Regions from separate parts of the Homo sapiens genome. Here region 1 is linked to region 2. A link is an interaction called in ENCODE POLR2A ChIA-PET data of the cell type or tissue named here. Cell type or tissue: B cell. All regions are shown on one strand. Each heading gives the region's core, and the rest is flanking DNA. Links, peaks and the distances in the headings are about the cores only. Region 1 overlaps PRKCB (protein kinase C beta). Region 2 overlaps PRKCB (protein kinase C beta).

Region 1 (2,923 bases), core at 195-2,694, 110 kb before region 2:
AATAACAATAACAAAAGAAAGAACACCCTAACAAAGTGCCATAACGTGCACTGCAAAGTACCACCGAAACTACCTTTTTGCAGCCACACTACCAAGTAGGCCCCTGCCTCTCACCCTCCGTGCTCCAGCTCTCAAAGTGAAGACATTAGCAAAATCATAGTAGACAAACTAGCTGACTTCCTATCCAGCCACACTCCCTCCAAAATTTTGTTTTCCACTAAAAGGAAAACTGTCTCAAAAGCTATAGGGACCACCACATGCCTTAGAGTGAGATCGTCCACACTTACTCGTCTAAGAATGCTCACTCACATTTAATCACAAGGCAGCATTGACTGTGGACAGAGAAAAGCAATCGATGCCCATTACTTACATCGGAGGCTGGACCCTTGTCAGCGCCAGGGCAGGAGAATGTGACAAATTCATGGCACCGCTTGTGCACCACAAAGCAGCAAACTGCAAAAGAGAAAATCAGGGTGGGAGGAAGGGAAGAAGGAAAGCGGAGAGGAGGAAGAGAGAGAAAGGGAGGAAGAGATCATTAAACTTGAACTTCACCAACAAGTAAAGCCTTTATGCCAAAATAAACAATAATGTCAGCTTCTGCAGCTTGTCCTTTGCTGAAGTCAAACTCTTGGGAACATAGATGCTTCATCTTGCATAGGAGTTAAACTTCTAAAGTTAGCTAGGGTTAGAAAGATTCCATATGCTCAAAATTACACTCCCTTGAAGATCCCTTAAAGTGCCTTGTCTTCTATTGATTTTGGAACAGAATGTTGTTTCTTGGATCAGGTGCCAGATGAAGTAGTTGGCTTGTGTTTAGGTGCATAATGCATAAGAAATATGTATCTTTAAATCCTAGAATCACACTTAAGAGAGGTGTTCATACGATGAGGGTCATGTGGAAACAGAGGGGACAGGATGGTGGACTCATGCCCCATCTCACCAAAAGCAACGTCAATCTAATAGAAGAGTGGGAAAAATAGGCAGCAACGTTTACATTGTCACTTTAGTAGTCTGCAAGCAAATACATATATACACACATTTGAATTGGTGTGAATTTAATGCATCTATGGTATGGCTCCCCTATTTGGAGGTTATATCCCTCTGGGGGAGGTACAATGAAAGAATGTATACAAAATAAAACTGCTTTGTTGTTGTTGTTGTTGTTCAAATCATCTTTTACAGTCTTGGTGTTCAAATCTTCTTTTACAACCTCTAGACTGCGGGTTTCTGGAGGACGGGTGCCATGCTTCAGGGAGCAGCTCAGAGCCTTTCTAAAGTGCATGCTTAGTAAATGAAAATAGAACAGGAAACCTCAAGGCCATCCCTAGTGACACAATGAGTCTAGGTGACATTCATCTATGGTTGCTAAGGTCACAAAAAGATACCACTTGCCTACAGAGGAAAGCTCACTTCACTACCTATGAAGTACACTTGTCAAATAATCAAATATGATTGGTTCAAGTCTCTTGATGCAAATACAGATTTACAGAAAATACAAGTGACAGAGGAACATATTAAATGACACCACAGGGATGCGATCAGCAAACACACCCCCCCCCACCCCAACCAAATACCCAGAATGTAGAAAACTACAAGGCAAAGAATATGGTATCTTCAACAAATAGACTACAAGAGAGGACTGCAAGTGGGGAGAAAATAGGACGAGAAACGTATATTTTCAAAGGAATTTAAGAAACATATCAACTAAATTTTTTTAATTTTACTTTAAATTCTGGGATACACGTGCAGAACATTCAGGTTTGTTACACAGGTATACATGTGCCATGGTGGTTTGCTGCACCTATCAACCCATATCAACTAAATTTAACATGTGGACCTTGTTTGGATTCTAAGTGGAAAAAAACCAACAGTTTAAAAAACTGTAAGGCAATCAGGGAAATGGATATACTCACTTTCTGATGACATAAGGGAATTATTGTTACTGATATTAGGGAATGAAAAATATTTGGTGTGATAATGGTCTTGTTTTTCTTTGCTTATAGAATCCTTATCTTTGAGGATACATTAACATCTTTATGGATAAAATAATTTAAAATAATTCAGTATGCCAAGGTGGGGAGAGAAAGGGGAGGATTACAGATGAAAAAGAAATTGATCATGATGGGTCATTATTGAACTGGGTGATGCATACACAAGGATGCATTATACTAATGTTACTTTTATATATGTTTAATTTTTTCCATAATATGAAAAGTTTTCAACAGAGGAAGAGATAGAGAAGTAGAGAAAACCCAAGTCATAAGAAATGGGAGTTGCAGGAGGGTTACAAGATGAAAATGTGCTGAGTCTTATATTCCTCAAAAGATTATTGATATTGAGAAATTGCATATAGGACATTATAAGTTTAAATATACGTGTTAACAATTAAGTATTAAAAATAAGAATAGAAACCGGGTGTGGTGGCTCACATCTGTAATCCCAGCACTTTGGGACACCAAGGCAGGAGGATCACTTGAGCCCAGGAGTTTAAGACCAACCTGGGCAACATAGTGAGACCCCATCTCTACAAAAAATAAAAGATTAGCCAGACATGGTGGTGCATGCCTGCAGTCCAGCTACTCCGGAGGCTGAGGTGGGAGGATCGCTTGAGCCCAGGAAGTTGGGGCTGCAGTGAGCCATGACTGCACCACTGCACTCCAGCCTGGGTGACCTAATGAGACCCTGTTTCAAAAATAAATACATAAATAAATAAAAATATAAAAACTACTATGTATTCCTTTTAAACCACTAAAAGGGAAAACTGGACAAAGAAAGACAGTCCAAGTACACCTCAAACAGCCTTCTTCATGCTCCAAGGTCATATAAATATTACTCTTTGGAGTTTTTTTGTACTTTTATATGGCATCATTTCCACTTTAAACTCTTTGATCCATGTCTAATTTCTTGGAATCTGATGTGAAAT
Region 2 (2,923 bases), core at 166-2,665:
TCCTCTACACTCCCTGGCTGCAAGACCTGCAGAGAGCTGTTTACCTCCATTCCCCCATCTGTTAACTAGAGCTAATAACAGGGGTTATAGTCAATCCTCATTATTTGCAAATTCACCTCTTGCTAAAATTTATTTATAACCGCCAAATCCATACTCAAGGTTCTTTCATGATCACTCACGGACATGTACGGAGTGGCAAAATATTTGAGTCAGCCAACATGTGTTCCCAGCTGAGGATGAACAAAACCATGTTCTACCTTCAGACTTCAGCTCTCATGCTGTAAACAAGCATTCTCTCTGTGGTATATTAGCAGCATGCTTTTTCCCATTTTTCTGCTTTTTGAGGGTGACGTTGCTGTAAAATGGTCCCATAGGGTAATGGTGAAGTGCTATCTGGTGTTCCTAAGTGCAAGGAGTCCGAGATGTGTCATGCGTGTGTTATATAAGCTTTGATCAGGCACGAGTTGGAGTGCTGTTGGCAGTGAGTTAGATGTTAATGAGTCAACAATATATATTAAGGTGTCTTTAAACAGAAACACACACAGAATAAGCTTACGGGTTGATCAGTGGATGAAAATGCTGTGACCAAAGGCTCACAGGAACCCAACTTTGTATTTCACCTAGGAACAATGGTTCAGTGTTTATTAATTCAGTGTTTGCAGTGACTTTACAGAACATAACTACTGTGAATGACAAGAAGTGACAGGCCGGGTGCGGTGGCTCACGCCTGTAATTACAGCACTTTGGGAGGCCCAGGTGGGTGGATCACCTGAGGTCAGGAGTTCAAGACCGGCCTGGCCAACGTGGTGAAACCCCATCTCTACTAAAAATGCAAAAATTAGCCAGGAGTGGTGGTGCATGCCTGTAGTCCCAACTACTCAGGAGGCTGAGGCATGAGAATCACCTGACCCTGGGAGGCGGAGGTTGCGGTGAGCCGAGATCATGCCACTGCACTCCAGTGTGGATGACGGAGTGAGACTCTGTTTTGAAAAAAAGGAAAAAAAAAAAAAGAAGTGACTGCACCTCAGAGTACTGTCAGTCTTAAATAAGCTGATACCACTAAGGCACTTAGGATACTGCTTTGACACATACTAAGTGTGATGTAGCCATTCTCCATTACCATTTACACAGATTTTTAGCTTAAAGACTGAAATGAAATCAGTGAGAACATGGGGACTCACACAGAACAACTAACTTTCCTGAGTTGAGTGGCCCAGACAAATGCACAGAAAGAGAGTTTTGACAGTGCGGCATGCCATTGGTGATGAGCTCAGAGTGAATAAGTGGCTTCAGGTTGAGGCCGACTTTTGGGAACACCCATGGGCTTTACCTGCTCAGAATCTACTCTTGGGGAGTCTTATATGGGATTGTAGAGGGGTCAACAAGTCAGAGATGGTCGTGTGACTCAAGGCAGGACAATCAGAAGCTCCTTCCCCAGACTTAGCACCTTTTTAAGAAAAGATTCTCTCTATTCTCTCTAAAATTTAGCATTTGTTTTTTAAGAGACAGGGTCTCCCTCTGCTGCCCAGGCTGGGGTGCAGCAGTGCCATCATAGCTCACTGCAGTCTTGAGCTCCTGGGCTTAAGTGATCCTTCTGCCTCAGCCTCCACATAGCTGGGACTACAGGCACTGTGCCTGGCTACTGTTTTTTTTTAAGGACAGGGTCTCACTATGTTACCCAGGTGGGAAATTTGCATCTTTTACAGAGTTATTCACCCCATCTCTGGTGTCCTGAAGGAAACAGTCATTAGTCCCTGCTTCCTAGATCCCTAGAATTCATTTGGTTTCAGGACTTTCTAAAGCCTGGTTCTTCATCTTTTCCTTCACATCTCTGTCCATCCCTCCCCCCCCATATCCTTCTAACAAATTCTTTTTTGCTTACATTAATCAGAGTTCATTTATGTTACTTGCAACCAAAGGATTCTAACTAAAGGATTTTCAAAGGATATGTTTCCTTCATCCACCCTTCCCTGTCACTTAGGTCTCAGAAAAAAAGAAAATTCCAGTGTTAACCACTTTCTCCAGCTGAACATTGTTTTGAGTAGTGGTATTTTGAAGGGACAGAGCAGAACAAATACATCAGTGAAGCACTCAGATGTCCTTAAATTAGTTCAACTCTTCTGGCCCAGATGAATTGCATTCCAGGGCTCCAAGAGATCTCACCAGTGAGATCACCAAACCACACTGCCTAGGATCCCAGAAGAATCCTGGAGAAAGAGAAACGCAGAGAGGTACGCAAATGTCATTTTTTTTTTTCAAAAAGAAAAAGAAACCGTGGCTTCTGCAGACAAAAGAACCAGCATAAGGAGATGGAGACATATCGGACTAACCCCATTTCCTTTTTAGTGTGTGTTTTGTTTTGTCCTTGGACAGTTGCTAATCTGGTGGACGGGGGAAGTGTGATGTGGAATATATCCCTGGAGTTTAACAAAGCATTCCTCAATGTTGCCTGTGATAGTCTTTTGGGAATGACGGAAAATATGCTGTCTTCTCAGAGTTTGGTGGATTAGTGACAAGTTAAACTTCCACAGCCACATGGTACTACTTAATACAATTTGTCTTTGTGGCACTTACAAGTAAAATTACGTATATAATTGTTCCATATCTGGCTTCCCTGGTAGGCTGTGGGATCTGTGAGTGAGTGGTTGGAATCTGTCTTGGTCACCATTATATCCCACACCTCGCATTGTGCAGAGCACATAGACAGGGGTCCAAAAAATGACTGCATGCGTGTGTAAATGAGTTGATCAATCAATGAATATATGTCAACCTTAAAGGGACCTCTAAAAGAGTGGCAAACATAAACGCCTATGGGGCCCGGCCAGTCACATAAAATGAGGCATATAGCATGACTAGGGGAGCCCATATCCACCCCAAAAAGTCAGCTACTTCTCAGTTCTAGCCCTGGTGCCATGAAGGAATG

Evidence for each region. Peaks named below come from ENCODE experiments on the same cell type or tissue, not always from the same donor. Only the 100,000 strongest peaks of a DNase experiment are listed, where the experiment ranks them.
Region 1: POLR2A ChIA-PET joins it to region 2 with 11 read pairs; 3 of 35 experiments call an interaction of 5 or more read pairs at or near these places.

What each region holds. Positions count from the first base shown.
Region 1 is chr16:23,986,038-23,988,960 of GRCh38, reverse strand. It overlaps PRKCB (protein kinase C beta), which reads right to left. Exons shown (of 17, transcript NM_002738.7): 3 at 371-453. Among named protein-coding and RNA genes, the nearest start is that of PRKCB, 150 kb to the right of the region's middle. In B cell, for the core only: no CTCF peak of the experiment used is centred there; a DNase peak (open chromatin) is centred at 1,330; H3K27ac peaks cover 1,396 bases.
Region 2 is chr16:23,875,916-23,878,838 of GRCh38, reverse strand. The region is part of intron 2 of PRKCB (protein kinase C beta); the gene reads right to left. Among named protein-coding and RNA genes, the nearest start is that of PRKCB, 41 kb to the right of the region's middle. In B cell, for the core only: a CTCF peak has its summit at 1,526 (motif pointing left); DNase peaks (open chromatin) are centred at 1,002 and 1,518; H3K27ac peaks cover 2,500 bases.